Linked DNA regions of Homo sapiens: regions 1 and 2 are each linked to region 3. The links are chromatin loops, found by intact Hi-C in ENCODE. Cell type or tissue: heart left ventricle. All regions are shown on one strand. Each heading gives the region's core, and the rest is flanking DNA. Links, peaks and the distances in the headings are about the cores only.

The links. A loop is a pair of places that touch in the nucleus more often than their neighbours do. Peaks named below come from ENCODE experiments on the same cell type or tissue, not always from the same donor. Only the 100,000 strongest peaks of a DNase experiment are listed, where the experiment ranks them.
Region 1: it touches region 3 in a loop (2.4-fold over the local background); 21 of 110 quality-filtered maps call a loop at or near these places.
Region 2: a loop joins it to region 3, with 6 times the contacts of the local background. A loop is called at or near these places in 60 of 110 quality-filtered maps.

Annotation. Positions count from the first base shown.
Region 1 is chr2:189,554,466-189,565,000 of GRCh38, forward strand. SLC40A1 (solute carrier family 40 member 1) reads right to left here. Exons shown (of 8, transcript NM_014585.6): 7 at 9,119-9,760; 8 at 6,125-7,726. The coding sequence ends at 7,413. Among named protein-coding and RNA genes, the nearest start is that of SLC40A1, 21 kb to the right of the region's middle. In heart left ventricle, for the core only: no CTCF peak of the experiment used is centred there; a DNase peak (open chromatin) is centred at 5,496; H3K4me3 peaks cover 299 bases; H3K27ac peaks cover 3,740 bases.
Region 2 is chr2:189,624,186-189,634,720 of GRCh38, forward strand. No RefSeq gene overlaps it. Among named protein-coding and RNA genes, the nearest start is that of ASDURF, 32 kb to the right of the region's middle. In heart left ventricle, for the core only: CTCF peaks have their summits at 5,203 and 9,344 (motif pointing left); no DNase peak of the experiment used is centred there; H3K27ac peaks cover 1,093 bases.
Region 3 is chr2:189,460,198-189,470,732 of GRCh38, forward strand. WDR75 (WD repeat domain 75) reads left to right here. Exons shown (of 21, transcript NM_032168.3): 9 at 2,287-2,445; 10 at 3,497-3,556; 11 at 3,649-3,764; 12 at 4,882-5,057; 13 at 6,228-6,385; 14 at 7,271-7,451; 15 at 8,278-8,372; 16 at 9,147-9,242; 17 at 9,879-10,048. Among named protein-coding and RNA genes, the nearest start is that of WDR75, 24 kb to the left of the region's middle. In heart left ventricle, for the core only: a CTCF peak has its summit at 6,662 (motif pointing right); no DNase peak of the experiment used is centred there.

The DNA of each region.
Region 1 (10,535 bases), core at 1,530-9,529, 94 kb after region 3:
CTCCTATGTTTCCCAGACTGGTCATGAACCCCTGGCCTCAAGCAATCCTCCCACCTCAGCCTTCCATGTAGTTGGGATTACAGTAGGCATAAGCCACCATACCTGGCAAAGTCTTGTTTATATAAAGGCTTTTAAAATAAAGCCTTGTTTTTAAATAAAGTCTTGGTTTTTAAAATAAAGTCTTGTTTTTTTAATAAAGTTTTGTTTTATAAAGTCTTGTCCTTATTTTGTTAAGTCTTCTAAGCTTTGTTTACTGGTTGATTCTAAAAGTTAGAAAGGAATAGCATATAGAACATTATTATTATGTTGATATTATTCACTGCAAAATCAAGTATTATGATTAAACCTCAGGAGAAAGAAATGTAATCCTATGTAAGGAAAACTTTGCCACTCAAAGGAAATGATTTAAGAATCAAAGTATCCAGGCACAGTAGCTCATGCCTGTAATCCCAGCACTTTGGGAGGCTGAGGTGGGTGGATCACTTGAGGCCAGGAGTTCAAGACCAGCCTGGCCTGCATGGTGAAACCCTGTCTCTATTAAAAATACAAAAAAACTAGCCAGACATGGTGGTGCATGCCTGTAATCCCAGCCACTCGGGAGACTGAGGGAGGAGAATCTCTTGAACTGAGAATCTGGAGGCTGCAGTGAGCCGAGATCGTGCCACTGCACTCCAGCCTGAGCCAGAGTGAGACCTTTTCTTAAAAAAAAAAAAAAAAAAAAAAAAAAAATCAAAGTAAACTTAATTTTCTTTTCTTTTACTCCAGTAATTCCTCAGCATCATGCCATATGAAACAGTTTACTTTGTTTCATGTCTGGAACATGACTTTCTTGTACAAGTTTTTGTGTTTTTCCTAAAGTTTCTTGTTGCTTTTTTTCCAGATTACACAAGAAACATATAAACGCTTCATCATTGCATTAAGGTAGTCCAGCTTCTCCTCCTATGCTCCCCACCCCCCGTTCAGCTCCTCTGTTTATCTGCTCTCTCTTACTTGATTTCTCAATAGAAAGGTATTTGACATCCTAGATTAATCTTTATGATCTCTCACTTTTTTTCTCTCATAGTTACTTTGTCTGTTTGCTCTACTTTTAAACCTAGCCTTTTATTGAATGGAGGGAGGGAGGGGCAATCATATTTTTAATTTCCTCTTGTTCTCTTTTTGCATAAAACCGTGTACTTTCTTTATAGATACCATTCTTTCATCAATCTCTGAGGACATTAACTAGAATTTTTTAAAATTTTTCTTCCCTAAATAACCTGTTTTTGTTGGTCTATGACTTTCTTTTTTCATCTTAGCCCTATCTGATGCTGCTGGTTTTCCCCAGATATCTGGCCATCAGTGGTTATCTGCACAAACTCATGAGAGAAAGACTAGATTGATGAATTCAAGTAGCTCGTGTGGATTTCCTCTGTTGTTAAGTGGGGTTTTTCTTAACAGATATCACACCGACTGGAAGGATTTCTGTGCTAGTGGGCAAGTCATGTCATTGGGTAGACTTCTTTAAGATACATGGGCAGAGAGCGCAAAAGTAAATCAGGGTTCCACTCCCAATATCAGAACAGGAGGGTGTGCTCTGGGCAGGGGTTGTGGTGGGGCATACCTTCACCAAGAGTACTACCCCCATCCTAACTGTTAACTTGCTTCAGCCATTCACTTGCAAATGTCACCATGTCAGTTTCACTGCAAATGTATTCTGCATGGGTGACAGGAGCAGCTGTTTTTTATAGATCCTTCTGCCAACTTTCCTCACTGGTTCTCCTTATCTGTCAATCTAAGCTACTCCGGAAAGAATGGCTTGTACCTGTGTTACAGCCTTTTGTACTAGGGCTTATGTATCAGTACTCACTCATCTATTAATACTTTTTTTTTTTTTTTGAGACAGAGTCTCACTCTGTCACCCAGGCTGGAGTGCAGTGGCATGATCTCGGCTCACTGCAACCTCCGACTCCCAGGTTCAAGAGATTCTCCTACCTCAGCCTCCTGAGCAGCTGGGACTACAGGCACATGCCACCACGCCCAGCTAATTTTTGTATTTTTTAGTAGAGACGGGGTTTCACCATATTGACCAGGCTTGTCTCGAACTCCTGACCTCGTGATCCGCCCCCCTCGGCCTCCCAAAGTGCTGGGACTACTGGCGTGAGCCACCGCGGCCCTATTAATACTTTTTTATGCCAGAAATGTGTCTTTGATCTGGTGATGATTCCACCCTAGAAATCCTCATTTGCCATAAACAAATAGGCCCCTTAGGATATTAAGGATTTTCTGGCACTTCTCATTAGACAAAGCTCATGCCAGGGTTATGGGATATGGAGGAGAGAAAGCCTTTGGACACAGACAGAAATCATTTTAGATTCTGTTCTGCTACTTACTAGCTGCACAAGTACATGATATTTATTCTAAAACTGTTTCCACAACTATAAAGCACAGACAATATCTTTTTCACTGAGTTATGGTGAGGACTAAATGAATAAAGTGTTGACAAATAATGGATGTTCAAATGTTAATTCCTTTCCACTGGAGTGTCTTTACTTAAATACCTGGGATTTAATAGGTAAGAAGATATGTATCTATTTAGTTAATACATAGTATTAAATAAAATATTAAATCTATCATTGGCATTCTTTTAATTATCTTCACATTAAGCTCAAATATTACTTTAGATAGGACTTAATATGTGCCCATGTCCTGCTTGAGATCACTTATTATAAGGTCTTTATAACATAGTTCTTCAAAACATGGATTTCTTTTGAAGTGTTTTAGTTACCATAAAATATATCTATTCTCTTACATCTTCAATCTATTTAATTAGATTAACTTCTGTATTATCATCATTACAATTGTATACATTAGTTTAGGACAACCACCAAGTTGATTTTGAACATATTTACTTCAAAAACTTTGCAGTGCACTTTTCTCCCAGCAAAATGCAATAAGGAAAATGTTCAAATAGAAAAATATATACTAACCTACATAGAGGCCAGGGTAAAGAACATGAAAAAAAAAATAAAGCACTTACTTGTGTTGTACTTTGATCTTCCATTTGTCCATTCTTTAGATAAAATACTTACTCCCTTTTGGACTTGAAAACAAGCCTCCTTATAAGGAAAAAAAGTCATTTAACTTTTAAAGTGTGACTAAGTGTAGCCAGTTCAGACTTGTGCTAATTCTGTATGTGTTGTCACAAGGTTCTTCTAACTTTTCAACTCTATTCTTGAATTGCTGTCCTATAAAAGAAAAATTTCCCGATAGCAAAGATTTTTCTGGAAGGTGGATCAAGAGGAAGACAACATTATAAAAAGAAGGAGCAATACTTAACTGACATCATAGAGTTTGAAGTATCATTTGAGAGAGAAAAGTAAAACTCAGTGATCTTTTGTCTTGGCTGAAAGGAATTGTGGACTAAATTTATTTTTAATCACAATAAATATTAATATTAGACTAGATAAGTTGTGTATCTATTTTCCTCTGTTCTATTAAAGTTTTAAATTTCTATATCAACAGTCTTAATGCAAACGTGACTTTTATTTTAACCTTCCTTAGAATGTGGGGAAAAAATACATAATAATAGTCAGCAGACAGAGATAAGGAAACCGAATGATGATATAAAAAGATTTGTTTTCAAAACTTCAGTAAAAACAAATTATAAGAACAAACCCTAAGCTGTTCACAGTGGGTACTTCTGAGGATTCAGGGAGTGGGATGGGAGAAGTGGACGTTCATTCTTTAAAATTTGGTGCTTTTTTCTTTTTCAAAACAGGAGTGCACCATCTTTATGATTCTGGCAACTTGAAAGCTTTTTAATTTTTTTTAAACGTCATTATCCTATAGCCCAATAGTGCAAACACATGGACTAAAGGAACTATGTGGTAGAATTCGTACTTACATCAGTATGGCAAGTAATAAATACATAGATCATTTGACCTAAAGGAACCTCCAATAAAGGATGCCTAATAGCTTAATACTCTTTACCACAAATGTCTGCCCAGTTCTTTCTTGTTCTCCTTACTTTGCAGTTCTTGTCCATTCATTCTGCTCTCTTCCTACACTTAGTAGCTTTAATTAAATTCTATCTCCTTGCTCACAAACAATCCCCTGAGAGAAAAGCTTTTAAAATGGCATGTATTTTGTTTGGCTAGCAAAGTATTTTTAGCACTTTCAAATAAGTTGTCAATATTTAAGAATTTGGAGATCCCAGGCCAGAGGCAGTGGCTCACGCTAGTAATCCAGCACTTTGGGAGGCCAAGGCAGTCAGATCAACTGACGTCAGGAGTTCGAGACAAGCCAGGCCAACATGGTGAAACCCCTTCTCTACTAAAAATACAAAAATTAGCTGGGTGTGGTGGTGGGGGCCTATAGCCCCAGCTACTCGGGAGGCTGAGGCACAAGAATTGCTTGAACCCAGGAGGCGGAGGTTGCAGTGAGCCCAGATCATGCCACTGCACTCCACCCTGGGTGACAGAGTGAGACTCTGTCTCAAAAACAACAAACAAACAAACAAACAAACAAAAAAGAATCTGGAGATTCCAGAATCCCCAGCTCCTCTTTGAAGATCAAAAGATCTGACAACACAGGACCCACATTCCAGCATGGCAATGGGGAGTGCTTACAGCTGACCCGTTAACCTGGGTGTACCCTATTACCACTCCAGTAGGACTGCCAAGGCCATGTGTCATTTAGCATGCCTCTTGTACTGTCTTTTGTCTTATGGGAAACAGTAAAGTAATTTCTTATTTACACTTTTATTTTCTTAAAGGGTAGGGAAAAAGGAAAAAAAAAAAATCAAGCCAGATTTTCCAAAAAAGGGGGATATTTCTTTATAGAAATGAAGATGATTTACCTATGTTTAATATGCAAACAAAGGGTGTGTATGCTGAAAGAACCAACTTAATAACTGTAAGAAGCCTGCAACAGAGAAAAGCAGGAAAAAAAATGTAATGAATTTGTTTTTAAGTGGGAACAAAATTAAATACTTCGGTAAAATGCAATTACATATAAAACGAGTATTTTCCTATTTCAAATCTACTTCATTCATTTTAATGACCTAATTGGCTCTGCAGTTATTTGAGTTTGACCCCATATTTAGAAGCACCCCCATAACACAGCCACACAGGTCACCTACCCCTGCCCTACTTCTGTGGTCTGAGGAAGTAAACAACAAAGGCTGTCCAGACCAGCAGTGATTCTTTTCCACTTCCTTCCTCTTCCTGCTCTGAGCAGTAGTCTGCAAAGGTAAGAGCAACAGCTGTAAAAATTCCTATTAACTCTTCAACTCCATGCTTCTTCTTCCTACACAGGGCCTCTCTCACTAGATGCACAGAATGGCAAAATGCCCATATTAAGAGCTGAGGCCTCCCCTTGCTAATGTGGTTCTGTTCATTTTTCAAGGTCATAGGCCTTCAGTTACAGCTGCAAACATTCAGGACAGATCTTCAATCCCAGCCTTGACCCCTGTGGGAGGGAGCAGAGAGCCAGTTCAAGACAGCAGCCAAACCTAACAGAGGCATCTAGTTTGCACAAACATCATGAACAGATCAGTAGCTGCAGGGCGATGCCAAATGCTCTCAAGTTCTCAATTTTAGGAGAAAGGAAAGGAGGCTCTGATCAACTATGTCTGAGTCCAGTCTGAATCCCTAGGACTGATAACAGTTTAGATCAAGTCCCCAATAAATGTTTCCTTTATGCAGAATGTGGCTCTACTCTCTCTAGAGGCAGCAGACATCTCTCCTCAGCTCCCCGTCATTACTAAGGTCCAACCTCTAGTAAAAATGCTGCCTTGTCTTGTAGTTCACTAAGTAATTCCACATGGCTTCTCTTATTTCATTCAACCAGGAAAGTTGAAAGGTAGGTAGGGTTGTTTTTACTATCATTTCCAATTTACAGAAGGGAAAATAGAAGTGAGAACTTAAAAGTGCTTAGTGTGACATATTCAAAGTCAAAGAAAGAGTGCTGGGCCTCATGTCTACTACACTTTTATCCAGTCCACCATAAACTAGAAATATGAACAGGGAGATAACACTAAAAATCATGACACTGTAGCCCTTTATAGAGAAAAACAAGTTACCCAAAACAGATGTTCTGTAACAAAAGCCTTGTTAAATAATTGGGGAACAGAATTCAGGAAAAATTAAGATTTTCAAAATATTTTTATATAGAAATTTTTTACAAAGATTTTACAACATAGCAAATCATTATGTCATACTGTAGAAAGATGAAGCAAAGGATTAAACTCCAAGGATAAAGAAAGTGCTCATAGCAACGTATTGCAGTCTCCATGAAAGTGCATATAAACGGTTAAGGCAAAGTACCATCTTGGTACAGACATGTTGCAAACTGACTTTTAAAACAATTTTTTAAAATATATACAAACTTTTTTTCTTCTATTCTTCTCAAAGGCATTTGAAAGGGATACTTTTATGAATATTCTTGCTGTAGAACAATGTAGAAATAACTTCTGGGTATAAAACAGTAAAAATAAAAATATTCTACCTGAGTGTGTTAAATCAAGTGATTTGTAAAACAAAACCTTCACAAGTGTGGGCTTTCTACATGTAACTTGCCAGGCTGAAGGCTTACACCCTCATGTTCTACAACACAGATCACTAATGATGATAACATGAGTTAAATTGGGATTCTTGCCCTTCTGTGTGGCTTTTGGCTTCTAGGTTCTATGACCAAACTATTGACATATTTGAAGTCTGTATGCAGTCATTGTGTGATAAATCTACTTTACAGCTTTGCTTCTACCTGCAGCTTACATGATAACCATGCTGTGAAGTGCTACATATGCTTCATACAATATGTTGCCCCATCTGATAATAAAAATACAAAGGTGCTCTTTAAGCTAAACCATAAACCTTATTAGAGAATTCTAGTTAAGTGTTTTGTTTTTCCACATACATGTAAATACCTTAAGATCAATAGGATCAATAAGGATAATATTAGTTATCAAAATTTAGTCTTCATACTTGAAGAATTTGTTTTTAAAAATAACTAAGATGCAAAAAAATAAATTAGCTAGTCTTGAACAAGAGTGAGTTTTGCAGAAAACTGACATATCTGAATTCTAGTACAGATAAGAATCTGTCAAATGATAACTGAATTCACGTGACTAACCACTCTTTTACGTAAGATTGTATCTACTCATGAGAAATAGGGGAATTCAGTGTTATCATTATAGTCTCCGTATTTAAACTGAGTTTTTCTTTTCCAATTTTTTTTCCATGCCTCAACATAAGGGAAATTAATCAGTTAATTTCTGCTGACTTAGGTTTCCTAAACAGCTTTTAGTTCTCAAGGCACAGCTGTGGTAAAAACAGAGCAAAACACCCAGCCATTTATTGGAATTCTGCAGTACAAAATAAGCACATGTGCTCTATATAATCTAGTAACAGGATAGCAACAGTTAAACTGTCTCAAACAACAGATGTATTTGCTTGATTTTCCTTCCTAACTTCTTTTGCATCAGGACCGCAAGCAAAGAGCTTGTTTCCCAGAGTATTTTGGGCAAATCGGAAATACATAATGTGGCCCATTGCCACAAAGGAGACTGAAATCAATACGAGCAAGCCAAAAGCTTCAGGATTTGGAGCCAGGATGACCATGATGAAATGCAGAAGATCAAGAAGATAGTTCATGGAGTTCTGTACACCATTTATAATGCCTCTTTCAGATTCAATTACATTTTCTTGCAGCAACTGTGTCACAGTTAAATCAAAGGACCAAAGACCTATAATAAAATATTTTTTTAAAGATTAGATTTTAGTTTACAGGCATACATTTCAAATCACAGATAAAAATCTGTTGACATATGCAAAATATACATTTTAGCCTGACTGTCTTTAAGTCACCTTAAATATACCATAGCCTTGCCTTAAGAATTATTTTTCATAAATAAATATTGGGTTATTAGTGGCCTCAATAAATGATTTTTACAGTCATCAGACAAAAAGAAGTCTAATCTACAAACTTCTTAGTTCTGTTTTTCTGTGATTATTCATACTACAAAAACAAAACTTTGAAATCAGAGACATAATAAATCCTATTATAGTATAAGTACTAGTATTTTTTAAGTTTCAAATGACCTAATAAATGGTTATGGTTAAAGTGTAAGGAAACTTTAAACCATTGTTATATTACTGCTAGAGTTCTAAAGCCCAAACAATAAAGCTGTCTTGCCTGGAAATTAATATCTTCAATAAACTAATGAACTGTTTTGTATCACAAGATAAAAACAGTTTCATTTCAAGACTGAATTCAGAGATAATTCATCAGTACTCTATTAATTATTACTTAAATTTTGCTTTGTAAGAAGTCTTTATGTTTCCTTCCAGGGCTATAAAATCCATTTGTGTGGCAAACTATATAATAAATACATATTTGCTAGAGAAGACCTTTGAAGGATTTTTTTTATCACTTTCACATCTTCTTTTAAAGCCAAAAACATTACCTTTTTAGTGTTGTCCTATGGGAATATTTTCTAAACTACAGTTTTTTTGTTAAGGTTATTGCAATATCAAGACTCTACTAGATGGCAGTATAATTAATATAGCTAATATCTTTTATAAATTAAATTACATTTAAAAAGTAATCACTTGAGCTCAGTAATTCAAGACCACCTTCGGCAACATGGCAAAACCCCATCTCTACAAAACATACAAAAATTAGCAAGGTATGGTGGCACATGGCTGTAGTCCCAGCTACTTGGGGGACTGAGGCAGGAGGACTGCTTGATCCCAGGAGGTCGAGGCTGCAGTGAGCTGTGACTGCACCACTGCACTCCAGCCTGGGTAACAGAGCAAGACCCTGATCTCAAAAAAAAAAAAACAAAAAAAAAAACAAGTAATATTTAAGATATTCATTTAGAAAAAATTATTTTCAAGCCTGAACCATGTTTTAAGTATATGTATATAATAAAGTAAACAAATACAGGTTTTCAAACTATAAAATAAAAAACACAATAAATATAAAGTATAAATATGTAAAATAAAAATTTCGTAAGAGTGGATTTTGCTTAAATTAACATTTAGGGAACATTTCAGATCATTTATTAATGGATTCTCTGAACCTACATTACAAAAAGACACTTTAGTTCATTAATATATAAAAAGAGATTTCTTACCGATTCTAGCAGCAATGACGCCTGCAAACAGCAGACTGACAGAGATTATGGGCACAGATTCAGGACTTGTCTCCGGGACAATATTAGCAGAATTAGACCCATTAGACATGTATATTTCAGTTGTAATTTCAGGTATCTTGGTAGGTGTAATTGACTCTCCTTGAATGAACCTTGATCGGATATCTTCAAAAGGAGAAACGGACAAGTCCAGGGGGCTTCCAGGCATGAATACAGAGATCACACACAAGATCAAACAGGAAAGCTGTGCCAATCCTGAGATCAGACCTGTCCGAACCAAACCACATTTTCGACGTAGCCAAGTAAAAGCTACAGTTCCCATTATTCCAGTTATAGCTGATGCTCCCATCAAAATACTGAGGATGGAACCACTCAGTCCCTGAGTGTAGGCGTACCCTGTGGTGATGCAGTCAAAGCCCAGGACAGTCATATAAAGGAAAGCAAGACCCATGCCAGCCAGAAACACAGGCTGGTTGTAGTAGGAGACCCATCCATCTCGGAAGGTACGGAAGGGCTCAGCCATCTGGGAGGCACAAGTAGGCTCTTGCTCATGTTCAAGCTCATGGATGTTAGAGTCTTTCACACCCATTAGATGAGTTCCCTCCAGGGGTTTTGGCTCAGTATCTGTTAAGAAAAGATACCATTATTTTGTTGGGGAGGACATGTAGAAATAAAAGCCAATTATTAGTAGTACTTTTTTTCCTTCTATTCCCCTTCCCAATGGGTACCCTTGGTTAGACATTGTAATATGTATTTTCTTTTACTAATAATCTAAGAATTCCAGCCAAGGAATAATCATCAAGTGTCATTTTTATTAAATAAACAAAATACTATTGATCTATCCCTCTTTTTTTTCTCTCTCTCTCTTGCTCTTAGAAATTATACTCCCACCAAAGTAAACAGCAGGAAAACTCACCAGATAAAATATTAAAATTGTCTAAAAAAACACAGCGTATTGGCCAGGCACGGTGGCTCACACCTGTAATCCCAGCACTTTGGGAGGCCGAGGCGGGCAGATCACGAGGTCAGGAGATCAAGACCATCCTGGCTAACATGGTGAAACCCCGTCTCTACTAAAAATACAAAAAATTAGCCGGGTGTGGTGGTGGATGCCTGCAATCCCAGCTACTTGGGAGGCTGAGGCAGGAGAATGGCGTGAACCCAGGAGGCAGAGCTTGCAGTGAGCCAAGATCGCGCCACTGCACTCCAGCCTGGGCGACAGAGCGAGACTCTGTCTCAAAAAAACAAAAAACAACCAGCATATTATTTTCTGGGTCCCTGCAGAGCTGGATAAAAGATTCTGTTTACCCAGAAGCCCAGCGTCCTCTTCTCCAGTGAAATACCCATCTTTGTGTCCTCACTCCCTTCCACTGTCCTACAAATGACTACATAACTCCCT
Region 2 (10,535 bases), core at 1,386-9,385, 160 kb after region 3:
AGTTCCTGAGTTTTTCCCATCTAGAACATGATCCAGTAGGATAATTATATTCGGTTTTCATGTCTCTGGACATCCACCACAAAATTGTCAGATTCAAGGGTCAGGCAGTATGTCCAGATCATCCCCATTCCAGGAGCCCCAGGGAGCCCATTTCCCCAGTCAGGCCCTGCCAGCATGGGCGAAAGAGGAGAAGTTCCTCAGGCTGCCCTCTTCACTGTCCCTGGCTTTGTCTTTAGGGATAGTCAACAAGAAAGTCTTCCATCTCCTCTGAGGAGGGAAATTTCCATCAACAAAATGTTTCTGTACAATTAGGCAAGAATAGCCACATGCTACCACATCCTCTGAAAAACCTGGTCTCTGTTATGTTTCTCATAACCAAGGATATTTATTCTTTCCAAATATATTTGTTCTTCTAGTAACTGAGTGCTATCTTCTGTCTCTACTGTGTTTGGAGTATTGTTTTGGGAATCGCAGAAGTTTGAGCTCAGGGGAAGGAAGGAGTCCTCCTCAGCTCTTCCTGAGTGCCTGCTTTGGCTTCTCAGAGGTGACCACAGGTTGGGAGGGAGGTTGACAGTAGGTTTGCACATCCTCCCTGCTCAGTGGTAGGCAGCCAAGGGAGTAGGCAGCATGGGGCTGCTGGGTCTTTTCACCCACCTGGGTCAAGTGAACAGTGACTCATTCTCAATAGTCATGTTCTCAGGTTACAGACCTTCCCTTCTTCACTCACCTCAGAGAAGGTAAAAAGAGCTCAGTGTGCAAGGCACTGATATGTATGTGCATAGTAACCTGATTATGAGATTCTGTGTACTCACGGTGGAATAAGAGTGGTAAAGCAGTATCTATAGTTTCCTTTTCCTCTTTATGTCAGAAGGAGGACAGAGAAAGGGGAGAAAAAGACCAGGAGTCAAAAGAAGACAAGGACATGCAATCTCTATGTATTTTCATGTAGTGCTGGGTCACTTTCCACCACTAGAGTGTGACCTGGATTCTAAGCTTGATACACAAAATTGACTCTTGACCTGGGCAGGCTCTCCCCACCTCTTCTCCATGCTGCCACCTCCACTCCAAGAAAGCCTAGCTCCATAGTGCGTCAGGAACATAAAAATTTCTTCTGAATACTGTGGTTTTTCTGCATTTTAAAGAAGGTTTCCAATACCTTTGAACCCAGAGCTGCATACACATTTGGTGGGAGTTTGGGTGGTGGACAATATTGCTGTGTTAGATTGTGGGCTGGCCCAGGGTACAGTGTATGATCAGGGTATGTTTGCTTAAGGGTCTGTTGTATCTGTGGTGTTAATCTGTCTGGGAAGCAAACTCTAAATACATCAGAGCAATATCCCTCTGAAGTAGGCACCGTTAGAGAATGAAGCCTCTCCCCAAGGAGTCTACTCAAGGTGCCTGAATTGACATCATTGCTGAATGAAGGTATCACCCAGGTATCAATAGTGGAAACATTCATAGTGCTGCCTCTTTGTGCTTAGTGGAAAATGAGGCAGAAAGTGAGAAATTGGTTTGGGTTTTACTAAATAAAGAGGAAGAAAGAAGAACAAAAGGGGTCAAAAGAATGAACCAGCTGGTTGGAAGGAAAGGTAATGTTCCTATTATCCCCAATCCTGTCTGCTCCACCCACATACAACCTGATCTGGACGCCACCTCCTGGAGCCTCATCAGGCACTGTGAGCATATTGGCACCATCCTGGTGGAAACGTGTAATGGCCTAGTATTTCAGCCCAAAAATAATGTTTATAGAAATATTGTCAGATATGGTATGCCCCTCTCTCCTCTCTGGGGATGATGGCCTTGGTATGTTCCTTCTGGCCATGATTGATGACAAGATGCAGGAATTATCCTCTGTACACAGCTCAACCATCAAGGTTGAGGCACCACCACGTGATTTTCATGCTCTGGCTGGAGCACTGACAGACCTCCTCCAGAGACAACAACAGTTCATGTACCACAGGTGAGTCCTACACCTTGCTCCCTGGAGCAATGTTTCCACAGGTTGGCTTGGGCCCCAGTTCAACACTTTGAAGCCAAAGCAGTCAGAGATACCAAGTGGGTTCTCAACCTTGCCTACTTTTAATCATTTTTCTGTCCATTGGACTCTCTTACTTCATGTCATCTGGATTAAAGCCACAGACTTCAAGGGATGTCAAAGAAGGCAAAGAAGCTATCGAGAGAATGGAGCTACTAGTTCTTTATTTCTTTTTAAGTTCTTTTTTTTAAAGTTCTTTTTAAAGTTTTTTTTTTTAAGTTCTTTTTTTAAGTTTTTTTTTTAAGTTCTTTTGATGATGAACTTAAAGGAAACTTTTTAAGTTCAGAAAGGCTGAGTTACCCAATAAGTGAAAAATCTGGTACTGGGGAACTCAGGGGATGTGACTGCTTGTCTGGTGATGTTTGGCATGAACAGAACAAAGACACCTAATCAAGGGCTGAATGATTCCTCCAGGAATATAATCAAAGTCATCCGTGACCTCCAGGTTTTTGCTTATCTCTAGAGACATAAAGAAGATGAAGCAATCAGGCAGAGTTTTAAGACAAAGGAGTAAAGAAAGGATTTCCCCAATCTTACTCTGCTTCCTGCACTGTGTTTCTCCTTCCCAGGATCCATCCCATATGAAAAAGCAGGAGGACAGGCTGGGCGCGGTGGCTCATGCCTGTAATCCCAGCACTTTGGGAGGCAAAGGCGGGCGGATCACGAGGTCGGAAGATCAAGACCAGCCTGGCCAACATGGTGAAACCCTGTCTCTACTAAAAATACGAGAATTAGCTGGGTGTGGTGGCACACGCTTGTAATCCCAGCTACTCGGGAGGCTGAGCTGAGTCGGGAGAATCGCTTGAACCCGGGAGGCGGAGATTGCAGTGAGCCAACATCCAGCCTCTTCACTGCAGCCTGGCCACACAGAGCGAGATGCCATCTTAAAAAAAAAAAAAAAAAAGGAGGACAAAACTCATTCACTGCATACCAGTGGGAGAGATGAGGAGCTCTTTCTCATGTAAAATAAAATGTTGAAGCAAATTTTGTGCCTAGACCTAGGGCTCACCGTGTTGCTTAATTCCACGGGTCATTTTTCACTTCATATAGATGACTCTGATATCGAATACAATGTGAATGGGCTCCCTGGAGTCATAGGATACTAAGCTCTATACCCCACACCTAATAGAGGGCTAATAAAAAATGCATGAAGGGCTAGGTGCAGTGGCTCACGCCTGTAATCCCAGCACTTTGGGAGGCCAAGGCAGGTGGATCACCTGAGGTCAGGAGTTTGAGACCAGCCTGGCCAACATGATGAAACCCTGTCTCTACTAAAAATACAAAAATTGGCTGGGTGTGGTGGCGGACACCTGTAACCCCAGCTACTTCAGAGGTTGAGGCAGGAGAATTGCTTGAACCCGGGAGGCGGAGGTTGCAGTGAGTTGAGATTGTGCCATTGTACTCCAGCCTGGGCAACAAGAGTGATCATCCATCTCAAAAATAATAATAATAAAATAAATAAAAATTTAAAAATGCACGAATGGGCTGGAGCTTGGGGATGGAGTGGCTGTGGCCTACATATTTTGGGAGGTTGGTGTTTTAATGTTATAAGAATGTTTTACATTCTTTTATTTATTATGAAAGAAAATAGAAGCATCTAGCTGAGGCTCCAAACAATCACATTTTAACATTTCATCTGCCATCATCAGAATAACCCTCTAAAGAAATTTCCTTTAAAATGTTCCTCTTCAACAAATGTCCACATAAAACTTGTACATGAGTCTTCACGGCAGCATTACTCATAATAGGCAAACAGCAGAAACAATAAAGTGTTCATCAACTTATAAATGGATATGTATACTTATAAATGGATATTTACAAGTTCATCAACTTATAAATGGGTATGTAAAGTAAGGCATACCCATACAATAGAATATTATTTGGCAATAAAAAGAAATGAGTACTGATACATGCTACAACATGGGTGAGTCTTGAAAACATTACACTAAGTGAAAAAAGTCAGTAACAAAAGCCTACATATCATGTGATTCTATTTCTATGAAATGTCGAGAATAGGCAAATCCACAGAGACATAAAATAGATTAGTGGCTGCCTTGGGAGAAAACAGGGAATGACTACTAATGCTGCTAATGGGTGTGGGGTTTTGTGTTGAGGCGATGGAAATGTTCTAGAATTATATTTGCTGATTGCTGTACAACTCTTTCAATATATTAACTTGATTAATTTATACACTTTAAAGGGTAAATTTTATGGTATGTGAATTATATTTCAACAAGGCTACTATAAAAAAGTTTCCACTTTAGATGCAAAGCTCAGAAGTACAAGTAAATAGCAATTCAACAAAGCAAAAACTAAATGAAAAAAAGAAAACACTGCCTGTACCTCAAATAAAGATGGAAAAGAAAAATATCAAAATTGGTTTTCTTTGAGTTGTGGAACTCTCATCAAATTTTTCTTTCTACTGTATTTTCCACATTTTAAAAAATAGGCATGTATGAATTTTTAATGAAAAAACAAACACCAAAACTAAAGCACATAGAAAAAAAAAAAACAAATAAGTACACCAAGAAGTTAACAGACTTTAGCTTGGGGGAGTAGGATGGTGATTGATTTTTAATTTCTTCTTTTTGTGTGTCTTTATTCTCAACTTTTAAATATATAAATAGGCATTACTCACTTAAATAAAGGGAGAAAATTCCTGGATTATGGACATGGCTGAGCTCATTTTCATGTGCTCCCAGAGGTCTGGCCAAGGTGCCATAGGCCTTCATGGAAGGGCGTGCACCATCATGCTAGGCTTGAGGATTCCTGAAAAAGCATACTGAAGCTCTGGAAGGAACCATTCATGACCAAAGGTAGAAGACGTGACTTGCCCACGTAGAAATTAGTCAGCCTTTAACATGTCCATTTCGGTACAGCAGTACTTGCTGTTCATCCAGCTTTGATGCTGAGGATAGCCGGCAGTCCAACATAAAGGTAGCTCATCAGTAAATATCTCCAAAACTCAGAAATTTCATTGAAGACTGGTTACGGCGATTATGAGTAAATACTTTTATCTTCCCTTTCTTTTATATCCACTCTTTCATCCTTTGCTTAGCTAATTTGTATCCCTTCCAGTCTCATCTTAAGTCTTCCGAAGCTTGCCCTGACCTCTCTCTGTTCACCTCACCCTTTCTCTGGTTTGAGGCTCCTCCTATGTGCTCTCACAGCAAATTGCACTTCCCATGTCACAGTATTTATTGCTTCAGAAGGTAATTTTCTGTTCAGTTCTCTGCCTAACTACATCATGCGCTACCTGAGGCAAAGACAGCTGTCTGTGTTGTTCACTATTATATTCCCAGTACCTAGTTTAAAATAAAGAAGCTAACATTTACTTGTGGGATGAATGAATAATATGTGTATGGCTCTACAGGAAGCACTGCATCAGTCTCATATCTTCATTCTACACAGGAATTGGGAAGGCACGCTGGATTAAAAGTGGTCTTCCATGCTAACGCAAGACATGCCTTCTGGATGGGTAGTGATACACAGACTGTGTCTCCAACAGAAATCTGGAGAACTACAAAAACATGTGGTCATTTGAATCTATCTCCCTGTTAGCTAGGGAGAGCTCAATTTTCATTCCAGAGAATCATCTATGTTATTCCTATTGTTTGAGTTATTTTGTTTTTGTAATTGAAACCTGAAAAGGAATCAAAACACTAACAGGAAGCATACGCTGCTAAACAACATCAAGGGCTGGGGGCAGGGAAGAACAGACGGAAGTAGAAAAGGGAGAATGAAAACAAACAGAATAAAACAGCATTCCAAAACGCACTCTTATTCTAAGACAGCAGGAAGCTATCTGACTGTGGTTCTCATGATGTAAAACATTTGACAAGTTGGCTCATCTTCAAGAGAAAAAAAATAATACAAACAACTTCTTGATTTCAATCTAGACTTTTTCTTGGACATCAAGCCGAAATATATATATATATATAATCTTTCTTTTTCCAAGCTGGGATCTTAGCCAAAAAAAGAAAACAGAAAATTCTGAAATTCAGTTTTCATTAATAGGATTACGTCATATAGGTCGGGCATGGTAGGTTCCACCTGCAATTCCTTGGGAGGCCGAGGTGGGTGGATTGCCTGAGGTCAGGAGTTCTAGACCAGACTGGGCAACATGGAGAAACCCCATCTCTACTAAAATACAAAAAATTAGCTGGGCATGGTGGTACACGCTTGTAGTCCTGGCTACTCAGGAGGCTGAGGCCCAAGAATTGATCCAACCTAGGAGGCAGAGGTTGCAGTGACCCAAGATCACACCACTGCCCTTGAGCATGGATGGCAGAGTGAGACTCTGTCTCCCAAAAAAAAAAAAAAAAAAAAAAAGGATTATGTTACATAGGCTAAACATAAACACTGAGAAACAGTGAAAAGACTGGATGAACAGAATATCACCTTCAGAATGAACAGAAAAAGGTTGGCTGTTTATCCTGATGATTTTTAAAAAATGTTTTTAATGCTCTTAGAAGACAAACATGCTCCTTCACTGTTTGAGCTCAGCAGTTACTACAGTAGGCACTTCAGGAGTGTCTGTATATCTGGTGCCTTTCCATTCTCTCCCCACTCACCCTCCTATCAACACACACTTGCTAGCACCTTTTCCCTTTAGGAAAGATGAATCCCAGGAAACATGTGACGCCCCCTCCCTGACCACAGGTGACTGGATCAGCACCAACACCTTCCCTCACTATTACCAAATATATGTTCTCAATTTAAAGCAACATACAGATGGCAAAGTCAATTTGGTTTTAATTCATCCCCCTTTATATCAAGAATAAATTTATGCTGCTTTGAATCACTAATTTAAACACTATTCTATCACAATATAGTGAAAGAAGGAAAAGGGAGGGAGGAAAAACAAAAGGAAGGAGGGAGAAAGAAAAGAAGGAAGGGAGGAAAGGTGGAAAGAAGGAAGAACGGAAGGAGGGAAAAAGGAACAGAAACATATTAAGCATTTCCACAGAGGTAAAATAAATACACATTAACCTGAGTTATGTTCTCAAAGTGATTCAATACATTTTGACCTTTCAAAAGTAAAATCTTGTTATTGGGATTGAGAATTTATAGATACTGAACGTATCTATAAATTCTGCTTCAATCTAAACAATTGTACTACATTAGTCAGGCAGTCATAAAATTACCCATGAACTTTGAATTTAAGTATGAATCCAGGCAGCAAAAAAAAAAAAAATGAAATAACTCTCCTCTTTTGAGAAATATGGAATAAAACTGAATAAGATGAAGCCATTTTCGAGAGTATTTACCTACCTGGTAAAAACAAAAAAGAATTCTTTAACATGTAATGCTATGGTGAATTTAGCTGAATTCTAGTTAAATCCAACATAACTAGTAATAAAATTATATTCATTTATTTAACAATCATTTACTGAAATCTACCACACCAGGCCCTGTAGCAGGCACTAAGGATATAACAATAGACAAAATAGACATAAATTCCTGACACATGCAGCTTACATTTGAGAGGGGGAAGATAAAATAATAAAATATACAGCATAGTCTGTTATATGTGGTGATAAAAGTAAAATAGAGAAAATGAAACAAGGGATGGTCAGGAAATTCCTCAATTAAAAACTTACATTTGATAAAGATCTGAATGGACCTTTAAGTGTATCCACATAGTCTAAATGTTTAGATTGAAGTGATACTTTCTGAAAACAAAACATGAAGGGCAACTCTTCCTAGGTAAGAGTAGACTTTCTGTTCCTAGAACAAGGATACCATCAAGGTGGCATCATCCAGCCTTTGTCCAGCTGGCAAACACCATCAAAGTTTCGTGGAGCCTTCCCAGACTCCCTTACTCTCAGACAGGATTAATCATCCTCTCCTCTGTCTGATGCCTCCTCACTACGTACAGACTTTTATGACATACCAGGCGTTCTTCCCTAGTAAATTATAGGCGCCTTAAGATTTTTTTTATGGCTCTGTTTGCCCCTAACATGTAGCACAAGGACTTATTCATTATAGGATTTATTATATAACTCTTTTTTTTTTTTTGATACTGGGTCTTGTTCTGTCGCCAGGCTGTAGTGCAATGGCACAATCTTGGCTCACTGCAACCTCCACCCTCCACCTCCTAGGCCCAAGTGATGCAAGGGCCTCAGCCTCCCAAGTAGCTGAGACTAAAGGCATACGCCACCACACCCGGCTAATTTTTGTATTTTTAATAGAGACAAGGGTTTCACCATGTTGGCCAGTATGGGCTTAAACTCCTGACCTCAAGCGATCTACCTGCCTTAGCCTCCCAAATTTCTGGGATTACAGGCATCAGCCACTGCGCCTGGCCCTCATTTTTTTAAATTTACTGTAACTGTAATTAGTTACAGTAAACACAATTATAAAACAAACATCTCAATATCCAAATTAGTAACCACTAAATAAAACAGCAGTTGGCTAGATTATCCTTGTAGGGTACTCCCACCTATAAATTCTTCAAGTGTTTCTCACGGCTTATAGGAGAGACCATTAAGAGAACTTAGCCTGGCATTCAAGGCCTGCAGCAGCTGGATCCTGCCCGCCTTCCCAGCCTCCTCTCCAGCCATCACCCCACACCTCTCCGATTCCAGTCATACCACCATGTTTATCGTCCCCTAAAGCCATGGCTCTGAGTCTCTGCAGAGGCTGTTTCCTTTGCCTGGAGTCCTTGTTCTCCCTCTGTGCCTGGTAAACTCCTGCTCATCTTAAGCATCTGTTCCAGCTTGGTTTCCTTTTAAAAGTCTTCCATGATTTCCTCAGGTAGAGTTACTCTTTCCTCTGAGCTCCCAAATTTCCATTCCTCAGCTACAATATTTATTACATTGTGGTGTAGCTGTTTCCTTGCCCAGCTTCTCCACTTGGCTGAGACTTCTTTGAGGATAGAGACCATTTTACTCATCTTTGTACCTTCAGTAGGTAGCAACAGTGCCAATCACATAGTAGTAACTTAATAAGTCTAGGTTGACTGAATGTTGAATATGTTTTAAATGCTTGATTGAGAACATTCAGTGACATTGTCAGAGAGAAGAAAAACAAGTTTCTAGTGTACTTTTTTCTATATACCATTCTGCACTTTGTGTAAGGTGGCTCACATTGTAAAAGCATACAGACCTAAACCAATAACATCATTTACCTAAAAAGCAAGAATCCCTTACATCCTTGGTGATAGAACATGTATGTAGTATGCTGTATTTCATATGACATTAAAGATTTAAAATACAGTTGAAATTAGAAATGTAAATAAGTGGAAGAACTAAATAAGCAAGTGGTTTTAATTGGGGATGAGTTTGCCCCCTAGGGGACATTTGGCAAAGTCTGGGACCATTTTTGGTTGTTACAACTTGGAGGATGGGGCTGCTGCTACCATGTAGTGGGTAGAGGCCAGGGATGCTGCTAGACATCCTATAAAGTAGGGGTCCCCAACTCCCAGGCCACGGACCAGCCTGTTAGCAACCTGGTCATGCAGCCGGAGGTGAACAGCGGGAGAATAAGCAAAGCTTCATCTGTATTTACAGCCACTCCCCAATGCTCAAGTTACCACCTGAGCTCCACCTCCTGTCGGATGAGCGGTGGCATTAGATTCTCATAGAAGTGCAAATTCTATTGTGAACTGCACATGCAAGGGACCTAGGTTGCATGCTCCTTCTGAGAATCTTATGCCTGATGATTTGTCACTGTCTCCCATCACCCCCAGATGGGACCATCTAGTTGCAGGAAAATTAGCTAAGGGTTCCCACTGATTCTACATTATGGTAATTTATATAATTATTTCATTATATATTACAAGGCAATAATAGAAATAAAGTGCATGATAAATGTAGTGCACTTGAATCATACCAAAACTACTCCCCCCGGCCCCTGGTCTGTGGAAAAATTGTCTTACACAAAACTGTTCCCTGGTCCCAAGAAGACTGGGGGCAGCTGCCATAAATCATAGGACAAACCCCGCAGCAAAGAATTATCTGGCCTTAAATGTCAATGGTACCAAGGTTGAAAAACTCTGACCTAACCCTTTTACCTCAAGAAACTATAATTTTTTTTTTTGCAAATTACTATAATGACATTGAAGTTATGATGGGTTCTTAGGGGAATGTAATTGGTTCACTAGTCAACTGCTAGGAATGTACAACTTCTAAAAATAATTGTAAAATGTTGTACTCTGAACTCAGGGAAATATCAATCTTGAGAAAAGTGAAGGGCTGGGTATCATGTTCAACATTTGATCAGTAGTAATTTGAACTCTGCTAAAACAATTAGATGATAATAAACATCATATTCAATCTCAAAACATTTGGGTAATTATTAATAAGCATTAAAGAAAGCATTATTGCTGATAAAATGGATGATGACTTTGGAAAGAATCACTTGGCTACTTAGCAATAAGCTTACCAACCTTTGTAACATTTCAGCAATGCATACAAGATTAGGGTAGTTTAAAAATCAGAAAATACATCAAAGCAGAATCAGAAAATGTGAAAGTACTCTAAATAATGAAAACTAA
Region 3 (10,535 bases), core at 1,787-9,786:
TGCCTAAAAAATGAGAAGCCAGGAAAAGTGATTTTTCTTTCTGCAGGTCTTCCTGGAGACTGACAGGACAAGTCTTAGATGGTACCATATGCTGTGGTATCCTTAGAGTCTTACTTGGGTGTAATGCCCGGAAGCCCCAGGAAATAGGAGACACCTTCAACCCGATTATGGTTTGGGGAGTAATGACTAGTGTATGGAGACAATGTAGGCTGCTCATTTGTATTCTCTACCCTCCTTCCCACTCCACACCCTCAAAATACTAGTGAGTGCTTGGTATCCATATGTATGTGTCTGTATATGTTCCAGGCAGGGGTTTTTTTTTTTTTAGACAAGGTCTCACTTTGTTACCCAAGCTGGAGTGCAGTGGCACCATCTTGGCTCACTGCAACCTCGACTTCCTGGGCTCAAATGGTCCTCCCACCTCAGCCCCCTAAGTAGCTGGGACTACAGGCACGCACCACCACGCCCAGCTAATTATTTGTATTTTTTGTAGAGATGGGGTTTCACCGTGTTGCCAGGCTGGTCTCAAACTCCTGACCTCAGGCGATCCCCCCAGCCTCCACCTCCCAAAGTGCTGGGATTACAGGCGTGAGCTACCGTGCCCGGCCATTATTTGAATTCTTGATATTATATTTCAAGTAGCATGAATATTTTTAAATGAGAAATAATGGTTACAGTACATAGTTGTCAGTGAAATGTCCTTACTGACTGTGTGGGTATGAGTTATTAGAAAAAGAAAAAATAGCTGCGTAAATATAAAAGAAATACAGATTTTAGTTGTTTTTGAGAACTTCATAACTTGAGGCATATATGAACTATATGCACAATGTATCATATATGTGTATATATCAGATTAAACTTCTTAATTTTGTTTGTGTACATCACAACTACATACCTTTAGTCTTCTGTTTAGCTAGATTTTATCAGCTTGCAGCTTTAGAAAATTTGATAAAAACCCCATTATAAACCAGTGATCTTTAAAACCAGTTGTTTTAGATTCATGAAAGAATGAAAAATGGTTATTTGATGGAATACTTTTGAGAAAACAGTCTGAAACAGTGTCCTATTTATCCATTTAGTCATTAAGGTAGTCTTTTGCAGGCTTTTGTTAGTTTTCAAACCATTAGATTTAATTGGCCACATTTGACTGGTGGCTACCGTGTTGACAATACAGCTGTTGCTATATTTGAGGAGAATTGATGTTTTTATAGTATTGAGTATTTTAATTTGTAATCATAATAAATACTTTTCCACTTTTTAGGTCTTTATATCCATGAGTTAGGATTTTTTTTCTGTGGTTCTCATATATATTTTTCACTAGACATTTGATGGTCTTTTGATAGTATGTTTTACTCTATATTCTAATTGACTTGCTAGTATTTAAAAATAAAATTGATTGTTATATATTTCTCTTATAATCAGCTAAATTTACTTATTCCATAAGTTTATCTATAAACTATTTTGGCTATGCCTTGGTGTAGTCATGCTGTCTGTGAACATGGAAGTGATTATTTCCTTCTTTCCAATCCTTAAGCCTTTCTGGTTTCATTTCAGTGCACTAGACATCCAGTTAACGTTGAATCAAAATGGTAATAATATTCTTAATCACAAAGGGAAAGTTTTCAATAGTTTAACTTTTAGTGTGGTGTTTGCTATAGATGTTATCCAGGTACTCTTGATGAGATTCAAAGGGTCCCATCCATTCCTGAGTTTCTGAGAGGTATTATCATGAATACGTATAGAATTCTGTCATTTGCTTTTTCTGCATCTATTCAAATAATCATGGTGTTTTCCTTTTGTTCTGTAAGTGGGGTTACATTAATTTATTTTTCAGCTGTTAAGGTAATCTCATTCTTGCAGTAAACTGCGATGACATGATACCCTTTAATATATCATTGGTATAGTATTTTGCTTAAGAATTTTCATCTGTCGTGAAATCGGCTTTTTTTTATATATATATAATATTTTTGGTATAGTATTTAAATGTTTAGAAAAATTTATCAGTGAAGCTATCTTGGCCTAAAGGATATTTGTTTGTCCAGCTTTTCTAGTTGTCAACAGAGGAGTTGGTCAGCAACAAACTAATCAGATATCACTGGAAAAAAAATTCCTGAACCAGTGATCATTTGTCTTCAGAGTATATTAAAAGATACGAAGACACTTTTTGTAGCTTTAAATGAGTTTATTTCTCTAGTACGGTAGCAAAAACAAAAGTGTTAATTATATTTTTCTTTCTCTTTTTTCCTCAAAACACCATCCTTTTAATTTCCTTGAATGGATATGAAGGCACCAGTCTGCTGAGTGGCGGTCGTGAATCTGTACTTGTAGAGTGGCGCGATGCAACAGAGAAGAATAAGGAGTTTCTCCCGCGTTTAGGAGCTACTATTGAACATATCTCAGTCTCGCCTGCAGGAGATTTATTCTGCACTTCTCACTCTGATAATAGTAAGTCTAAATTTTTTATTATGAGGAAATATATAAACACCATAAATTAGCTAGCATCTGTAGGGAACAGAGAATAAAGAGACCTAAAACTAAGAGTAGCGTATGAGATTTAATGAGCCTTCTTTTCCTTGCATTACTCCTCTCTTTTCCACCCCTCTCTACCCCTAGGCACCACCAGAATTCAACATTTTTGAGAATTATTTTTATAAAATGGAAGGCTAAGTGTATTTGGTTATTGATGTGCCACTTACATTTTCAAAGTCTTTTAGTGTGGGATGACATGAGGAAATAAAGGGAAGGTTTGGAAGTGGACATTGGTGCTTTCATAAACCTTCCGTTTTCAAAAGAATACTGCAAGATTCTCTTTTGATACAGCTGTTACCTGGGGGCAAGAGTCCTGTAGATTTGATAGAAATAGAGGCAGTCTTATATTTCTCCAAAACTTTGTTCATCCAGTGACTACTCAGCCTAGACTAGGATATCTTTGTAAATCCACTTCCTTTTCTTTCAAAAAAGAACATAACTGTGAGCAGTCCATTTAGTGGCATGAAAAAGTTAAACTATTTTTATTAGATATACTCTATAGATTTTGCATTAACACTTAAAATGTGTTCATAGGCACAACTGATAAAAACTTAAAGACTCCAACAGAAAAGCCCCTATCCCCACCCCTAGATTTTCCACTAACTCACAAAATGTATTCCTGATTTTCTAGTAGTACTCTGAGTTCATTGAACTTACTGGGTTGTTTTGTATTCTGGTATATTTCAGAATATAAACTCAGGTGACTCCTTCACCTTGAAGCTCTAACCCAGGGGTGTCCAATCTTTTGGCTTCCCTGAGCCACATTGGAAAAAGAATTGTCTTGGGCCAGACATAAAATATACTAACACTAATGATAGCTGATGAGCTAAAAATAATAATAATAATAATGTTTTCAGAAAGTTTATGAATTTGTGTTAGGCTGCATAAAAAGCCACCCTGAGCCACAGGTTGGACAAGCTTTCTCTAACCTATTGATATTTAAATACCTATTTTTTTCTACCCACAGAGATAATAATTATTCACCGAAACCTTGAAGCATCCGCAGTAATTCAAGGCCTAGTGAAAGGTATTGCAGAACTCAGTGGATTTGGAATCATGAACATTTTAAAGAGTGCATATTTCTCTTATTTCACCTGTTATTTGTCACCACTTCTGCAGATAGGAGTATCTTCACTGGTTTGATGATTGATCCAAGAACTAAAGCTTTGGTTTTGAATGGAAAACCTGGCCACCTGCAGTTTTATTCTCTCCAGAGTGATAAACAGTTATACAATGTAAGATTTTGATCATTAGCCTTGAAATTAATGAAAGCTCTTTACAGTACCACTGGAGTCAAGCAATTTGTTTAGTAGCTTTTAAAACAAGATCCTGTGCATATGTTTACTTGAACATAGTATTATCCGTGGTTACTTAGTTCAGTTGTTCAGAGCATAATTCCATTGAGGCCACAGTTGCAGGTTACATGTAAGCCAGTTGGCACTCCTGTACGTGCTGTCTCTGTCTTTTGTTTCAGAATGCCCTCCTATTAGCTATCCCATACATCTGTGCTTTTGAGTCACAAGGATAAAGAAACAAAAATAGGTAGATTGACAGTACAAATTTGTATCTGCTTCGTGGTGAAACACTATCATATTCACATATTGAAGATAAAATTTTCAGTGTAGATTAAAGAGGAACACTTCTTCCAATCCTGATAAGTCCAATCCAGATGTCCCACTTTTCTTGTTCCCCACAGTACTCTTTACAGATCTCTGTCATAGCAACTGTGACACTAGCTCTTTCTCACCGTGGCCTTTAGACCCCTCAAAAAAAAGGAAGCATATTAATCATTTTATGCTTATCTCAAGTATAATGCCTGTAAATTGTAGGCATTTAGTACACTTAATAGTAGGCATTTTATTTACTTAGTATAGGCAAGGAAATGGGATTTTTTTTAAAACAACCATAAATAAATGCTGGCCTACTTACATTGGCTATCTTTTTTCATTTCTTAAAGATTGTAGGTTTATTTCTGTTCTGCTTGTTTCTGTTGACAGAGAATCTAGCCTTGAGATGATGTAAAGCTGTTTGTTCTTAGAAACAAAAGAAAAGCACTACTATAAATTAACGGTTCTGTTGTATCATATAGTGGGTGTTAGTAATCGCTAATATTCAAGGTCATTGAAGAATAATTACCACCAAATTGATACTATTATAATGTGTTCCCTTTTTTAATGGCAATTTTGGTGTCCATAGTAACAATTAGTTCATTTTTGCCTTTATTTAAAAATCTATTACTATACAGTACAGAAGTTGTCTTGGATGTAGTTAATTATCATTTCTTGAATGCTGTAACATTTGTGTATTTATGTTAATAAACATTTTGGTTTTTTGGTTTTTTTTACTCATCAGTTAGATATTATACAGCAAGAATATATTAATGATTATGGTCTGATCCAAATTGAACTAACAAAGGCTGCATTTGGCTGCTTTGGTAACTGGCTTGCAACAGTGGAACAGCGGCAAGAAAAGGAAACTGAGCTTGAATTGCAAATGAAACTGTGGATGTATAATAAGAAAACACAAGGGTAATACTATCTGTGTAGCCACTTAATTTCAAAGTATAAAATATTTCACTTCCCATTTTACAGTTTCAATTGTCTTTAAGATGTTTCATCTTGACAAGGTTTAGATTTAGAGATATGGGAGAGGTTTTATTCTAATAAAACCTTTAAGCTTTCTGCTCTGAGAAGACATTGATGTCCTCTAAGTCATAATGTCATCTCATAATGAATAAAGAAACATGGAAAAGTGACACCTCCTCAAGGGCATAATACCGAATTCTAGGCAAATCCAGGGTTAGAATCCAAATGTTCCCTTGCTCTTCCGTTAACAGCATACTGCCTTTTGAAAAGAGGGAGTGTAGGTAGAAGTGTAGCATAGTATAATGTAGCATGGATGTTGTGATTAGATAAGGAATCCACTCTCGTACTGTGGCTATAATAACCACTTAACAGATCTTTGCTGTGTGCCAAGAACTTGGCTTAGAGCTTTGTACCCATTATCTTACTCTTCAAAAGAACACTGTAAGATAAGCCTGTTGTCTATATTTTATAGGTGAAGAAACAGGCCCAGAGAGATTAAGTGGTTGTCCCTAGTCACTGTTGTTATAACTTGTGCTTTTTTAAAATCACAATCCTATGCTGCCTTGATGTTCTTTTAAGAACACAGTCCTAGTTGTCTTTCATTCACAGCGTTGCCCTCTAAGCTCGAAATAAGCTTTAAGAAGTCATTTAGGTGACTAAAAATAGTAAATAATGACCAGCCAGTTTGACTAAGTAGTTTCCTGTCTATTTTTCCTTGCCCCAGGTGGGGCGTTTCACGGCCTTTCCATTTTTTATTTTCAAAAGTAGGCAGGAATCTGGGTTCTATACAAGTTTCCTACAGAGTTTGATACAGTAGGCTTTTGAGTATCATTGATTGGTGACCTGTATTATCCTCATTTTGTACCAATGTACTAGTGGGTTGACTACTACACAGAATGTTCTCTAAAGTCACACAAGGGCAAAGGTGATATATTAGAACTCTTTGCGTCCTGTGGCCATTAGAGGTAGAGCACTCAATTGTTTGTCATTCTACGTGATTATCAGTTGCCTGTTGTTCAAGATGCTATTGTAAAATGTACAGCATGTCAGAAATTCTTATATACATCACTTTGTCCTCATGCAAGAATAAATTTGTGGTTTCCTTCCCGCTAGGTTTATTCTTAACACTAAAATTAACATGCCACACGAAGACTGCATTACAGCTCTCTGTTTCTGTAATGCAGAAAAATCTGAACAGCCCACCTTGGTTACAGCTAGCAAAGATGGTTACTTCAAAGTATGGATATTAACAGATGACTCTGACATATACAGTAAGTTATTAAATATGTTATGTTTAAAGTGTGCACAATTTTAGGAATTAATTTCTTTTTCTCATGACTTGTATCCATCCTGGGAGGACATTTTCTACTTTATTGAATTCTACAGGATATTGCTTAATCTTAATAGATTTAAGAGATTACATTTTACATGCCTTTTTCCTCAAATCTGTTCTTTTTAAATGGCATTCTTGATTAATCATGTGCTGATTATTCTGTTTTTTTAGGGTAAAGTAAAAGGGGCTTTTACCAAGAGTCCTTTCACTCCTCCACTAGAGGGAGGTCAAGGTCTCCAGGAGAGGGCATAAATTTCAGAACAGTCAGTATTTTGTAGCAGTTCTGACTTAAAGAAGTTGTGGGGAACAGGTTTTCTTGTTTTGTGTCTTTGTTTCTTTTTTATTTTATTTGTTATTTGTGTGTGCATCTTTGTTTCTTAATCCCTACTGCTTATAATGTCCCTCATTTAGCAGTCTCCCTTTAACAGTGGGGGATACAATCCAAGACCCCCCCGCCCCAGTTGATGCCTGAAACTGCAGATAGTACCGAACCCTGTATATACTGTTTTTTTCCTATACATACATACCTGAGATAAAGTTTAATTTATAAATTAGGCACAGTAAGAGGTTAATAACTAATAATAGAATGATTACAATAATATACTGTAATAAAAAGTGAATATGTGCATGCTCTGTGTCTGCCTTTCTCTCTCTTTCAAAATATCTTTTTGTACTGTACACAGCTATTTTCAGACCTCAGTTGACCCCTAGGAACTGAAACCACAGAAAGTGAACCCTCAGATAATGGGAAACTAGGGGGAACTACTGTAGCATTCTCTAGCATTTACACAATTTCTGAACATTATGGCTTATATTTCCACAGAAAAAGCTGTTGGCTGGACCTGTGACTTTGTTGGTAGTTATCACAAGTATCAAGCAACTAACTGTTGTTTCTCCGAAGATGGTTCTTTACTAGCAGTTAGTTTTGAGGAAATAGTCACAATATGGGATTCTGTAACATGGGAACTTAAATGTACATTTTGCCAACGAGCTGGGAAAATAAGGTAGGTAAATCTTCGGGAAGTATGTAGTACTATTTTTTAACTTATTTAAACAAGTCTTAAAACTTTAGTAGTCATTTATGCCCTCTCCAAAAGTAGCCTGAAGGTCAGTGGGGCAAGCAGCTAATCAAAATGCTGGAAAGCCAAAAATTCTGAGTCCACAAACTGTGCCAACATTTCTGAAATTCAGGTTAACATTTAACTCTTGGCCTACATATTTTTTCTTTGGAATACTTTCATGGATGTGCTGAATGGTAACAGAAGCTATACATAAGCCTCAGGGGATCCAAACCTTCTTATTTTCTGTGTATTCCCATAAAAACCGTGTTATGCGCCAACCTCATTGTTTCCGAGAGGTGCAGGGGAAAGTAGCAGCAGCATTTTCAGGTCCTGCTTCAGGTAGTTGGGCCTGAGGACAGAATCAGATGCCTAATGAGATCGTCTCTAATTCCCAGCATGTCTGATTCTGAATTTACTTTGTAAAACTTTCTTCACAATTGAAATCGCAAGTTTTCTTCTTCTTGGTAAATAGGATTTTTGTCAGATGACTGTACGTTTCATGTACATTTTCTCTGTTAGATGTAAATTGGTATACCGCACAGTGTGTTAAAGAATTGGTCATCCGTTCTGTTTTCCTAAAGAAATAGCTAACTAGACCCTTCCTTTTGTACTCCTTAGACACTTTTTTCTTCAGGATAATTATAAACAAAAATATATATGTCTATATAAAAATCTGCATTACATAGAACAGCCGCTGGAAGCCTGCAGTTCTTTGTAACTGAATTTGCTAGAACTGACTGTTGCTAACTTCCTTGTGGTTTTAATCTAGGCACCTTTGCTTTGGGAGATTGACGTGTTCAAAGTATCTACTTGGTGCTACTGAAAATGGCATTCTTTGCTGTTGGAATCTGCTGAGCTGTGCATGTAAGATATTTTTTACTCTAAAGTGATCTGGCAAAGCGCATAAGGAGTTGACATTAAACTTTGGCATTTTAGGACTTAGGGATCATATCATCAGGTCTGTACTTGGAATAGTCAGTTTTTTACGTGACATATGATGCCACCAAAATTTGGAATACTGGGCCTGTAATAGACATTATTTATTAACTGCTTAATTGTTGGTACGTCAGCTTCCATTATCCTTACCTTTTTCTACTGTTTTCAGTGTGTGTGACTTTCTGATGCCCTCCATATTCCCCATCCTCGTAACAATTTGAATAATGTTTTCTGCTCATTTTTAATACTTACTAATCTACATTATCCCTGACAGCTTAAATTCAAATGTAGTCTATCACAGTCCTAACAAATGTGAACTTAGTGGCATTTTACCCATTTGAGTGTATGTTTGGAAGGCATAGTAGCTGCTTATAAATGAATGTGTATGGTAACTTTTTTCAGTATTCTTTACAGTTAACTCTGGTTAACATACTGTACACATTTAGCAGCATCAGAAAAGCACTAGACATAAATTTCAATGAAATAATAATCTTTTCATAGTTTGTACAAGGAGCACTACAGTTCCAGTATGTTTTTCTTTCGGCCTCTCACTTTAGTGCAGCATTCTACAAATCATTTCAGTGTGTCTCCATGTGTGTTAGTTGGAAGCATAAGATTCCTCTTCCTAAGAATAAGAGAAGTTTTTTAAAGCTTTTGGTAAATCTTTCCTTAGAAGTGAATCACCTTTGTTTTTCCCCTCAGTGGAGTGGAATGCAAAATTAAATGTTAGAGTTATGGAACCCGATCCTAATTCAGAGAATATTGCTGCAATCTCTCAGTCTTCAGTGGGTTCAGACTGTAAGTACAAACCACACTTTGTAGTAAGAGAACATCTATGACCTAAGTTTTCTTCTTAATATAATTTGAGCCAAACTTGCCTTCACATCAGATGTTAATTGGAAGCCATTTTGCTTGAGGCACGGCCCTTCTTTGCCCCAACACTTTGTCATTGTGTGCGTCCATACTTAGTTCTAGGAGAGCTCCAATATGTTTCTTATTTTTCCACAAGCCAATTCGTACTCAATCTTTAAAATTCAAGAGATTTCACCAGTTTGACATATTTCCAACTGCCCCTGAGAAGCTTTAATTGGTCATCCTCTATGTTCTTGAAGCAGTTTCTACATATCTCATTTCTAGTACTTACAGACAAAATACTACTGTAATAATATTTTGGTTTCTGTCTTCTGCAGTGGGCCCTGGCCTCTGGAGCACGAATTCTTCTTTCTGTTTTTCATCCTCATAGCCCTCATTCCTAACCTGCCTGGCCCATAGTAGGAACACAGTAGATACCTCTTGAATCAAAGCCTAAAACAGTCATGACTTGGGCCAGTTACTCAATGGGGTGAGTCCCAGGATTAGTGTGATCTGCCAGTCTGAGGCTAGAACTAACCTTTTCAGGCAAAATGTTATTGTTTCTTTGTTTTTTCCCTCTAGTGTTTGTATTTAAACCTAGTGAGCCAAGGCCATTGTATATTCAAAAGGGTATCTCCAGAGAGAAAGTCCAGTGGGGAGTGTTTGTTCCACGAGATGTCCCTGAATCCTTCACCTCAGAAGCTTACCAGTGGCTAAATAGATCCCAGTTTTACTTCCTAACAAAATCACAGGTAACTGCCTCCCTCAAAAAAGGCGATCACTTTGTACATGGAATTTTAGACTAATAGCCCATGACTATTGGTGTGAGTTTGTTTCTAGGTGAAACAGCTTCATTAAAGGATTATTTCCCAAAAAATTGTCTAATATGCTCAGTACAGCAGCATTATTAATGTAAATGTATTACCGTTTTACCCCACACTTTTGAGGTTCCTTAGGTATTGCTTGTATTAACTCTGTGACAGCAAAAAAGCAGAAGACAACTAAAATACTTTAAATTGCATGATTCTTTTTTCTTTTTCTTTTTTTTTTCAGTGTTTGATTTGCAATTTTTAAAATGGTGGCTTGAGTTTTGTCTGTCAGTTATATTTTTTATTCATTACCATTTCTTAAGTATCTCTCAGACATAATCTTGTAACTCTCATCGTGGTTATTAAATAGGTTTAAATCTTTTATTCCTTTTCTGTTGTCAAATATATATATCAAAGTGAAAAATTTGAC